Regions from separate parts of the Mus musculus genome. Here regions 1 and 3 are each linked to region 2. Evidence: chromatin contacts called from ENCODE Hi-C or POLR2A ChIA-PET data. All regions are on one chromosome and are shown on one strand. The core of a region is the stretch at or near the end of the contact, and the rest is flanking DNA. Distances in the headings are between cores, read along the strand shown.

The links. Hi-C counts contacts between places; a loop is a spot of excess contacts on that map. ChIA-PET counts read pairs that join two places held with the same protein, here RNA polymerase II (POLR2A).
Region 1: POLR2A ChIA-PET joins it to region 2 with 11 read pairs in embryonic stem cell. The contact joins the enhancer-like site here to the promoter of Rps6kb1 in region 2. A Hi-C loop is called at or near these places in 1 of 37 maps with a recorded cell type or tissue (T-helper 17 cell). POLR2A ChIA-PET finds 5 or more read pairs at or near these places in 3 of 5 experiments (Patski and embryonic stem cell).
Region 3: POLR2A ChIA-PET joins it to region 2 with 13 read pairs in Patski. The contact joins the enhancer-like site here to the promoter of Rps6kb1 in region 2. A Hi-C loop is called at or near these places in 1 of 37 maps with a recorded cell type or tissue (T-helper 17 cell). POLR2A ChIA-PET finds 5 or more read pairs at or near these places in 3 of 5 experiments (Patski and embryonic stem cell).

Annotation. Positions count from the first base shown.
Region 1 is chr11:86,619,827-86,623,460 of GRCm38, forward strand. All of the region lies in intron 7 of Vmp1 (vacuole membrane protein 1), which reads right to left. Gm51914 (a long non-coding RNA gene) reads left to right here. Exons shown (of 3, transcript XR_003949749.1): 3 at 520-616. Among named protein-coding and RNA genes, the nearest start is that of Gm51914, 8.2 kb to the left of the region's middle. Within about 2 kb of position 1,563, at least 1 of the 3 ENCODE cell types and tissues checked has a DNase peak (open chromatin) inside an H3K27ac peak, as active enhancers do.
Region 2 is chr11:86,542,845-86,546,669 of GRCm38, forward strand. Rps6kb1 (ribosomal protein S6 kinase, polypeptide 1) reads right to left here and starts at 1,963. Exons shown (of 15, transcript NM_001114334.2): 1 at 1,722-1,963. The coding sequence starts at 1,862. It overlaps Tubd1 (tubulin, delta 1), which reads left to right and starts at 2,147. Exons shown (of 9, transcript NM_019756.3): 1 at 2,147-2,386.
Region 3 is chr11:86,643,878-86,647,755 of GRCm38, forward strand. All of the region lies in intron 5 of Vmp1 (vacuole membrane protein 1), which reads right to left. Among named protein-coding and RNA genes, the nearest start is that of Gm51914, 32 kb to the left of the region's middle. Within about 2 kb of position 2,504, at least 1 of the 3 ENCODE cell types and tissues checked has a DNase peak (open chromatin) inside an H3K27ac peak, as active enhancers do.

The DNA.
Region 1 (3,634 bases), core at 313-2,812, 77 kb after region 2:
TACTGCAGAATGTCCTCTTGCAGGTCTGGCATTGTTAGCTCTACATTACATCTAGTGTTTCTTCCACGCTGTTAATGAATGTGGAGTAACCAAACTGCTAAAGTGATATGTGTTATTCTATTGTACGAATATACCACAATTTGTTCTAATGTTAGTATAATACTAAAGTTGTCAGTCTGAGATAATTATAAATAATACACAGTGGTGACACATGTCTTTAATCCCAGCATTTGGGAAGCAGAGGTAGGTGGACCTCTGTGAATTCAAGTCTATAGAGTAAGATCCAGTACAGCCAGGGCTACCCTGTCTCAAAAAACCAAAACCAAACCAAACCAAACCAAACCCAGTATCTCCCACAAGTACTATTACTATTACTTTGGATGGGGTCTTACTGTATAACCCAACCTTGTCTAAACCTGTTGGGTCTTTATGCATCACCCCCTAAGTGTTTGGATTACAGTAGTATCCTAACCATGTCTGGCTTACTCTAACTTAATACTCTTTTTGTTTTGTTTCCAGGGGATCTAAGACCTTCCATTGACTTCTATGACACTTGCACACATACATGAATACACATACTCAAACATACATTAATAAAAATAAAACAAATTCCTTTTAAAAAATGAGGCTGATGGTTTTGTTTCTTGAAACAGGGTCTCACTATGTAACCCTGGCTGCCTCAAATTCTCCATGTAGACCCAATCTGACCTCAAACTTACAGAGACCTGTTTACCTCTGTCTCCTAAGTGCCGAGATTAAAAATGTGTCCCACCACACCTGGCACAGCTTAAGAGCGCTTGCTCTCTTTCAGAAGACTAGAGTTCAGTTCTGTGAACCCATGTTAAACAGCTTACAACCTCCTGTAACTTCAGCTCCAGGGGATCTAAGACCTTCCATTGACTTCTATGACACTTGCACACAGACATGAATACACATACTCAAACATACATTAATAAAAATAAAACAAATTCCTTTTAAAAAATGGGGCTGATGGTTGAATCCGTAAAGCACTTGTTGCATAAGGTTTTTAAGGTTTGTATCTAATAATTTTATTATGGGTTGGAAAAGATTAAAATACCTTTTTGTTTGTTTTGTTTTTCAAGACAGGGTTTTGCTGTGTAGTTCTGGCTGTCCTGGAACTCTCTCTGTACACCAGGCTGTCCTCAAACTCACAGAGATCCACCTGCTTCTGCCACACAAGTGCTGGGATTAAAGGTATTTATATTTACTACTACCGCCCTGCTAAAATACATCTTTAAAATGACATTTTAAAGAGTCAGCTCTCTTCACCATATGGGTCTCAGAGATTAACTCAGCTCACCAGCCTTTATAGTCAGCACCTGTACCTGTGATCTAGCTCACCAGCCCTAAAGTCATTTCACTGTTCTTTTATTTATAAACAAGTTAGTATAAATACTCACATTCGAATGGAATCAAAGAGAAATGCAGACACACACACACACACACACACACACACACACGCGCGCGCGCGCGCGCGCACACAGTGGCTGGGTATGGGAGGATGTGTACTTGTAACCTTGGTTTACCGTAGGGTAGGGCAGGAGGACTGCAAGTACAGGGCTACTGTGGACCACACAGGGAAAGAGCCCCGTCTCTAAAACAGCCAAGGCAACATATACCAGTGAATCTTCTATGACAGTACACAACGGTCAGTGCAGGGAAAGGTCAAAATTATTCAGATGAGCTTAAACACTTAAAGCTTTGAAAACTAAGCTATGAAACAGCCATAGACAGAAAATGTAGCCTGATACAGAAGGAGGGTATTGAGCCTAGCAGCATACACCTCTGATCCCAGCACACGAGGCAGAAGCAAGTGGGACTAGGGAAAACCGTGGCAGAAAAAATATTAAGTGAGGCCAGCAGGAGCCTACAGAGCAAGCAAGGCTATACAGCAGGACCTTGACTCAAAACAAAAACCAAAACCACAAGGGCAGATAAAAGTAATGCAACCCATTATTTTATACAATTAATAATATGTTAACTAAAACACACATAAAAATTACCAAAGACATGGGGATAGGACAAAGAAACGTTAAGTATAGACATACATTTCCTAATGATGAAGATATATTTTGAGAAATGTCTAATTGGTCAATTGCATCATTACATAATACAAACACCACAGAATGGGTTTATTTGATGACACCAGGTGATATATTCTTATGGAGCAACTATTGTATACAAGGTCTGTGGTGTGTGGCTGCATACTGCTCTGTGTGTGTGCATGTGTGTGCATGCGCACTAAGGAGTAAGTATTTAAATATCAAGTCAGCAAGACTTTAAATGCCAAGATTAAAAACAGGAAAAACGGAAAGAAAACTAATAAAAAGCATTCCTATAATGCCTAACAAACAACCCAAAACAAATAAAGTCAAAAAACAAACCTTCCAGCTCTCTCATGACAAATCACATCCCCTAGCTAGTTGAAAATCAACAAAGCTTTGCTATAGAAATGAGTGTTAATAGTTATTCCACTGTCCTTCCTACTATTTATTTCTGAGCCTGAGCCACAACTCCCATGAGGGCTTAGCAATTAGAGCAGGGAGAGGGCTTGCATTTATTAGCAGTATGGTACTGATATAAAAATCATCCAGCAAAAACACAGAGCCAGATATAGCCTGACAGTCCAAGTTTCAATGAAAGGGAACTTTCTAGAACATTTTACAAAAGGTGTTTGAAATACTAAACCTACAAAGCAACCATCTGTAAACCAGCTAACAAGGGTAACATAATGCTTACCCACTGTTCACTTCTGTTCATACCGTAAACAGGTGTGGAGAAGAAAAGAACAAAGCAAACACAAAACAAAACCATTCTACTCCAATTTCCAAAGCAAACTAAGAAGAAAACCTTAAATATTACTTACTGTGCTTTCTTACTGACTGGGTTGTATTAACCTCTTAGTTTTATTTGAAAATCAGATGGTTTCAATTAGAATTGCTTCATCATTAAAACAAACAGAATTTTAAAAAAATTAAATTTCACAGAAGACTTTTCCTTGTGTGTTGTTGACTCTTTAAACATAACAGGTATTATTAAAATTAAATGTTAACTGAAAAAAATTAAATTTATCTTGTGAGTTAAGGAGTACGGGAGAACATAATTTTATATGTCTAGAAAACTAGACATTTTCTAGTCTCTCCAGAACGTTTTCTTCAATGTGTATTTTGTTGTAAAAAGATAAGCAGGAGAAAATCAGCACCCATGTTGGGCTTGTGATTTCAATTCCAACTCCAACATTCTCTTCTGGCATTCTCCAGCACTTCAACCCATGTGTGTACACATATGCATAAATAAATAATAAAATAAGCCTGACTGAAGATGACAAGGTTAAATCAGAAATGAGCATACAAGTCTTGCATGGTGGTGGTAAACGCCTGTAATCTTGGCATAGGACTAAATGAGCCAAGTTTCAGAAGCCAAAACAAGGGCTAGTGAGATCCACTCGGTGTGTCAGAGTGTACAAGCGCTTGCCGCACAAACCTCATCATAGGAGCTCAGCATCAGAATCCCACTGTGGACTGAGAGTTGTCCTCTCAGTGCCACCCACTGAGGCATAAACTGCCATACAGAAAAGAGCAGGACTCAGGAATAGACTAGGAGCAGACAGACA
Region 2 (3,825 bases), core at 713-3,212:
AAACAAAAGCCCAAGAGTAGGCCAACACTCAAGCACCTACTGTTCCTGAAGCACACTGAGAGAGAGAAAAAGAAATAAGGCTCCATCCAGTTCATACCAAGAACTGTAATGCACTACTGTACTCTCCAAGGATGATAAACCCAGACTGAAAATTCCACCAGCAACTAATCACAGTACTCACAGAAGTGCTCCTTACCAGTTTTCTCTCTGGCTCTACTCCAAAACCACTGCCATATGGAACCAATATAACTGAACAGTGGATCACATTTATAATTAAAGTAATCCTGTGTGTGCTTCAAATTTAGAACTCACCACATCTGATTAAAAGGCTAAGTGGAATTCCACATGAAAACATGAAATTAAAAAGTGCGTGTAATACCCACATTTAGAACTCTGAAATTCTAACTGAGACTCACTTGATTATGAAAAGAATAATCTATGTGGGCCCACTTAATTTCCTAAAGTGTTCAAAGTCCTTTATACATAGCATTTCAATAGTTTGCCAGAAGGGCACAATTTATTCACTAAAGGAAAACTGGGGGTGAGAAGGAGACCCCATGTAAATACAGCAACTATCTAACATCAGCCATAAACCCATATTCTTCTACAGATGACTTAAAGACATTTAAAGTCACTAGGAGGTTATTACTGATGACATTTGTCCAAGATTGGTTATTTAGTTTGATGTATTTTTTTAACCCTTGGTGTAAAATATGTACGTTTCAGTAAGTATTACTGTAGAAAAAATGGTATACATAAATAACAAACTACTAGGACAGCAAAGGTAAAGCCAAGATGTGCACTAGAAAAGCGACTCTAAATTTAAACTTCAGCAAGGAAAACCCTCACACCACTATTCACAAGTCTCGGTTCAAGCAATTTATTTTTGGCGAGACAAATCACAGCTGTCAACGCTTTTTTTCCCACCCTACAATTACATAAATTATTCTGAAAAAAAAATATAGACATCTTCAACTTGAAGGGAATTAACTTACAAATGCCGTGTGTCGTTATGAATGGGGGTTTTTTTTTCCTTTAAAAAGTCACACGGAAGGGGGGTTAAAAATAAAAGGCAAACAAACAAACCCTGGAAGATGCAGCAGAGCCCCCTTGCTCCCGAAATAAAACTCCTGGTGGCTGTCACAGCAGTGCTACTCCCGACAGAAGTTTTCAGCTGTCACTTCTAACAGCTGAGCGCTTCCTAGGAGAGAAGCGACAGGCCGAGAAGAGAGGTGGTTGTGGGGAGTCTGAAGATTTAAGGCTTGCAATCTTACACTCCACAGGGAAACCCTTCCGCATCTCACCTGCACTAAGGGGGACACCCCAACAAGATCGGCCCTCCCCACCCCCAGCACACGCTCACACCACCCGGGCCGCACTCAAGCCCCACAGCTCCAGAAGCCGACCGCGCGCCTTTTCTCCTCGGCGCTCCAGAAACACATTGCTCCGGGGCAGCGCTCAGCTAGGGATCAGGGCGAGCCCTGCACCTGCGCGCCCCGCAGAGGCCTCACACCTAGGGCCAGGTCCGTCCGCCCGCCCGCCCGCTCCCCGACTCGGCCGCGCGGCGCCTCAGCTCCTCCCGGAGACCGCTCGCGTCCCCCCCGGGTCTCCACGCCCTCGGGCACACCAGGCTTCCCGGGCCCACGCCGCCACCCCGGCCCTGTCACCTCGCCGCTGCCCCCCCACCCCGCCGCCCATACCCCGGGGACCCCGGGCCTCACCCCCTCCTCCAGCTCATCCTCAGAGCCTGCATCTTCTGGCTGGTCCAGGTCTATGTCAAACACTCCTGCCATGTCCTCAGCTTCCCTGTGTCGGAAGTCAGGCGCTAGGTAAAAGCCGTCCCGCCTCCGTCGTCGCCTCATGGGCCCGGACCCGCCGCAGACTCCACGGCTGCTGCCGCCATCACCGGCTGCTTAAGCTCAATGCGTCTGCGCCTAGGCCCCAGACTGGCTCCTCAAGTTCAGCTCCGGCGCATGCGTACAAAGTCTTCTGAAGCCATACAGTGGGCAGCGGACATGCGTAGCATTAGCTCCCGGGGCCAGGTACTGGCAGGAGCATGCGCAGAACACCGTCCGAAGCCAAGCCGGGAAAGTACAGCTTGCGCGTTTCTGTCTAAGGCGTTTGCCGGACACGGAGCATGCGTACCATATCTGAAGTTGATAAATTGAAATTGAACATGCGTGATTAGCCTTCCTAAATAGAAGAAGGGAAACGAGGGTCGAAAAAAGACAAGCCCTCAGCAGAGCTCTTCGCATAAGGAGCGAGCGCATTTATTTGTTCTAAGTAGTTTTTTTTTTTAAAGTATTGAAAGTGAGCATGCGCGTAGTGAGAGGGTTGGTCTTCTGAAGTTTGAACCGAACTGAAACTGCCGGTCGCAGAGCTGTCAGTGAGTGTGGGGTTACCGGGGAGCTGATAGGGAAGAAAGGCAAAGAGAGACTCTTGTCTTTGCTATTTGCTAATTCAGTGGCTTGGAAAAGTTACATAACCCTTCGGTAACTCAATTTCCTTAACTGTAAAGTGAGAATAGAATTACCTACAATGCAGTCTTAGACGTTAAGTTGAAAATCTGGTTCACAAGCCTCTGCTCCTTTCCGGGGCTACATAGACTTGATGTGAAGCACTTATCAAAAATACTCTTTTTAAAATAGTCCCTGTTCTCCGAGAGGCTGAGGCAGAAGGATCATGTGTTTCAAGTCAGCCCAGACTAATTAGACAGTTTCAGGCGTAACTGGGCTACATAGAGAGATGTTGTCTAAAAACAAACAACGTCGTTTAAAAATAATAAAGATTTAGTTTCATATTTTATCTGGTCTTTCTCTAAGCTCCAACTTTGTTTTTCTTTCTTTTCTTTCCGAGACACGATCTCGCTATGTAGCTCTGGCTGTCCTGGAACGCACTGTGTAGGTGCAAACTCACAGAGATCGGTCTGCCTCAGCCTCCCAAGTGTTGTTGGGTTGAAAGGCTTGCACCACTATGCCTGGATCCAACTTTATGCTAGTTGGTTTGGTTTTTGGTTTTCAGAGACAGGATTTCTTTATGTGGCCCTGGCTGTCCTGGAACTCTCTGTGTCCTCAAACTCAGAGATCTGCCTACCTCTGTCTCTTGAGTACTGGAATTAAAGGTATAGCCACCATGACTGGGCTTATTGATCTTAACTGTGCTTTCCGGGCCAGAAGACGGTTGGTGAGAAAACAGAAAATTAATGTTATTGAATGTTCTATTGTTGAGCTAACTTCTGATGTCCATGTAGTGTGAAATGTATACAAAGAATTCCTTCAGGATCATATTTCCTTTAGATTATTTATGTGTGTGAGTATATATGCACATGTGTGTGAATGTGAGCACTTATGCAAATGCACAGGAGATGAGGGCATCCAGCTCTCTCTCTCTCTCTCCCTCTCTCTCTCTCTCTCTCTGAACTTGGGGCTGAGTTTTCTCAACCAAGTGGAAGCTATCCACAGTGGTCCTTCTGTCCGCACTGGACTTGCCTCTGTAACTACAGGCCTGCACAGGACTCCTGGCTTGCTATGTGGGTGCTGCTTCTAGGCTCCGGTCCCCGTGGCTACACAGCCCCCACAACCAACACTTTTGTTATGGTTTATTTGTTTTCTTTTAAAAGTGTACTTGGGACAACAGTGAATGTGAATCATATTTTGGAAACCATTGAATTGTATGTGAATGAATTTGGGCCAGTGAACCCTAAATCCCCCAAATTATAGAGTGAGGGAATTTCTTGAAATGACTAGATTCTTAGATGGGGACAGGAAATTTGAGGAAAAAGGTGTGTTATTCCAAAATTTCACTGAGGTCTCACCATCTGAGAAT
Region 3 (3,878 bases), core at 1,254-3,753, 100 kb after region 2:
CTGCCCAATTTTTTGTTTGCTCTTCATATTGTTTATTCATAAGTGCATGTCAGAATGTTATTCCTGTAATAAAACTTTTCTTTTAGGTATAACTTGAGATTATCACCTATCTTTTCCAGTGAATTATTAAAAAAAAAAAAGACACTGTATAACCACTTATCAATGCATTTTACTTTTAAACATTTTGTTTCCTATAGCAATTTTTGTGATATCTTGCTCTTTTATTTTGCAACATTACAAATTATTAAAAATTAGTTAGATTACATTAAAATTTAGATATGCAATAAAGTTTTATATACAATGATTCACAATAGCACATGAGGAGGTGTCCTCATGAAAATCAACAACAGGGGCTGGCTCAGCACTTAAGCGTGGCTATTACTCTTGTAGAGGACTTGACTTCAGTTCCTAACACCCACTTCAGATGGCTCACAAATGCTTCGAACTGCAAAATAATTCAAAAAATCAACTACAGATTTTGTAAAAACAGGGGTTGCTGAGATAGCTTGCCATGCAGACATGACTCAATTTCCAGAATTGACATAAAAGCATTAAGGAGAGAACTGGCTCCATAACGCTGTCCTCTGAGCTGGAGTGATGGGTGGGCGGGCGCGCATGCTCGCACACACATATCAGACATACAAAAATTAATTATGAATAAAATAAATATAAGAATTGGTAAAACTGTAAATTCCTGAGTTCCATAAACATAGATTGGTGGTTGTCTGTTAGAATGTAGTATCCATTATCTGTTAAAAGAAATACGCTTTTATAGAACAAGTTTATACATACACCAAAATTTTGCTAATGACCATATTGTGTGAATATTTTTGAATACGAAGGTTTCTAGTAAAGATTTTCCTACTGGCTTTCCTAAAATGACTCAGACCTAAAGAAAAGTGGTCACTGTACATCAAAGCTCTTTAAGGTCAGAGCGTGAATGAATTTGACATTTAAAAAGCCAGCTATAGTGATAAGGAAATATTAAAGAATACGTTCCACTGCCAGAAACTAAAAGCTAGAAGATTGACACCTACTACTTGTCCCTAACTGAGTGCACACTAGTAACTGTAAACAAATTATTTTAAAAGGAAAGTAATATGAAAGTCTTATTTATTGAAAAGATAATAAATTATTCATTTACTTAAGAATTAGCTATTTTTATTTTATGTACGTGAGTATTTTGCCTATATGCATCTATGTGTGCCTGGTACCAGAAGGGACTAAAGGAGGGATTTGGATTCCCTGGGACTGGGGTTGAACTACCATGGGGTGCTGTGAACCAAATCTGGGGGGTCCTCTGCAAAAGTAACAAATGCTCCTGACTGCTAAGCTATCTCTCCAACCCCCTAATTTATATTTTTCACTTTTAATTGTGTGTGTGTGTGTGTGTGTGTGTGTGTGTGTGTATGAGCAAATGAATGCAGGTGTCCAGGGAGGCTGGAGGCATGGGACTGCCCTGGAACTGCAGTTCCAAGGAGCTGTGTGATACCTGTTGTGTGTGCTAGGAACCAAACTCTGGAAGAATAGGAAGCACTCTTTTTTTTTTTTTTTTTTTTTTTTGGTTTTTTGAGACAGGGTTTCTCTGTGTAGCTGGAACTGGAACTCACTTTGTAGACCAGGCTGGCCTTGAACTCAGAAATCCACATGATCTGTCTCCTGAGTGCTGGGATTAAAGGCGTGTGCCACCACGCCCGGCTAGGAAGGACTCTTAACTGTGAACCATTTTATCCAACTACTCCTCTCCATGCTTGTTTACTTATTTATTTCATTTTGTATATTAACTTGTTTTTAAAGAAAATTTGTTTAAAAATCTACTTCATCATCTTACTTTTTATTTTTAGTCTTTGCTTTTTAAAAAAATTTAATTGCTAATAAAACAATATTCAAGATTTAAAGCACTGAACATTTTAAAAAGAGTATTTTCATTTTGTCTTTCTTTTAATTTTTTTTTTTATTCTTTGGCAAGTTCATACATGAATCCTATATATCTAGGTTACATTGGCACCCCAAAATTCAGGCACCCTCAATTAGGTTTCTTAATGTCATATTTAACCACGAAACTAAGGATATAATGATATCTAGCAAACCCAATATTTAAACGGTAACGCAGTCAGGCATAGTGGGCGGGAAGCAGGTCACTGAGGCTTTGCCAAGAGTTCTAGGCCAGTCGGGACTACACAGTGAGATGTAGTTTCAGAAACAAAAAAACAATACTTTTAACCTGAGAAAAGACAAGAAAGGCATATGATGGCAGTAATTAAAAATGAAGAAAATCCAAGAGTTTGACTGTTCTTTTCTTTTGGCTACAGATACAGCTGGATTTTTAAAAAAGGGACGTGCATATGTGTGTGTGTGTGTGTGTTTGTGTGTGTTGGTTTGGAAGTGGTGGAGCTAGCTGGTACAACCCTTGCCTGGCAAGCCTAGGTTCCTTCCAACTCTAGGCTCCCGGCTGTGGGAGGCAGACACTTCCATTCCAAAGCAGATTAAAATACAAACCAAATATATCACACCATAAAATATACTTCTTGGATATAGTTTTAACTTTAAAAGAGTAAAGTCTCACCAATTTTAGAATTTTTCCCCTACAGATGATTGTTCAGGGGGCCTGCCTCGCATGAAAGCATAAGGCCCTGGCCACTCACATAAAGTGGGCATGGTGACTCACACCTGTAATCTGGAACTTAGACAGGACAGGCAAGAGTACAGGAAGTTTGTTTATTCCCAGCTACTTAGCAAGCTCCGGAACAACCTAGCTGGGCAGACTACATAAGGAGTTTCTGACCAGGGAGGGTCACACAGCAGGACCCTTTTTGTTCATTCAGTCAAGAGTGTACATTCTTCCCATAGCCGCACTGTGAAGTCATGATTACTCAGCCTGGAGGCTCATGCGCTGGTTTCCAGACAAAATGAAAGCTAAGGGGCCTGGCTAGCAGTTCAGTACTAGCCCTCGTTCATTTTCACAAGCCTATTAGTAGCCTACATCTGGATATTAGGTTAGACTATACTTACTGATAGGAAACCTTGCAGTTCTTTTCAACTTTACAGTCTAATTGTTCCAAAGAACAAACAAGTGTTTTGAATAAAATAATTGATAAAATTACATATATTCCAGTCCTCCTTATAGTGCTGGGACCGAACCCGTAGCCTCACACACGTGATGCAGGTGCTCTATCACTGACTTATCTAACAACCCCCAAGCATAAAACCATCTTTTAAGTATACTTTTCAAAAAGTGCAAGCCTCACTACAATGTATTATATGCAAGTCCTATTTTAGCTAGAACAAAGAAATAAGTGAGCCAAGCCAGAAATTATAGAGACAGGACAGGCAAGAGTGAAAAAGAAAAAAGAAAAAAAAAAAAAAAGGTTACCTGGATATAACCAGTAACAGAAAGCAGCCAGACTGAAGGAGGCAGAGGGAAAGCCCAGGGTAAGATACACATCTTAATGACCAAGGAGGAAAAACCCACCAGTGTGATACACAGAGGGCAGATATGGGCTTCAGGAAAATAATAAAAGAAACAGTGGACAAATTATTGTACAGGTTTTATGTCTAGGTAAAAAAAAAAAAGACTTTTTTTTAATCTTTTTTTTTCTTGTGGTTAAAAAAAGATCTAGGAATAAAATAAACCTTAATGAGAATCAATTAAAAGAAAATAATAAAACATAAACTGCTGGTAAGAAAAGCATTACAGTCAAAATGGCAGGACTCAACTGCAAAAAAAAATCTTAATCATCAGAAGAAATCAAAAATAACACCATCCAAGGAGAAGATAGGGTTAGACTTACAATCAGAAATAATTGGAAGAAAAGATAAAGTTACTTTTATAAAACATTAAAAGTATGAAGTAAAATATATGTGAACTAGAACCCATA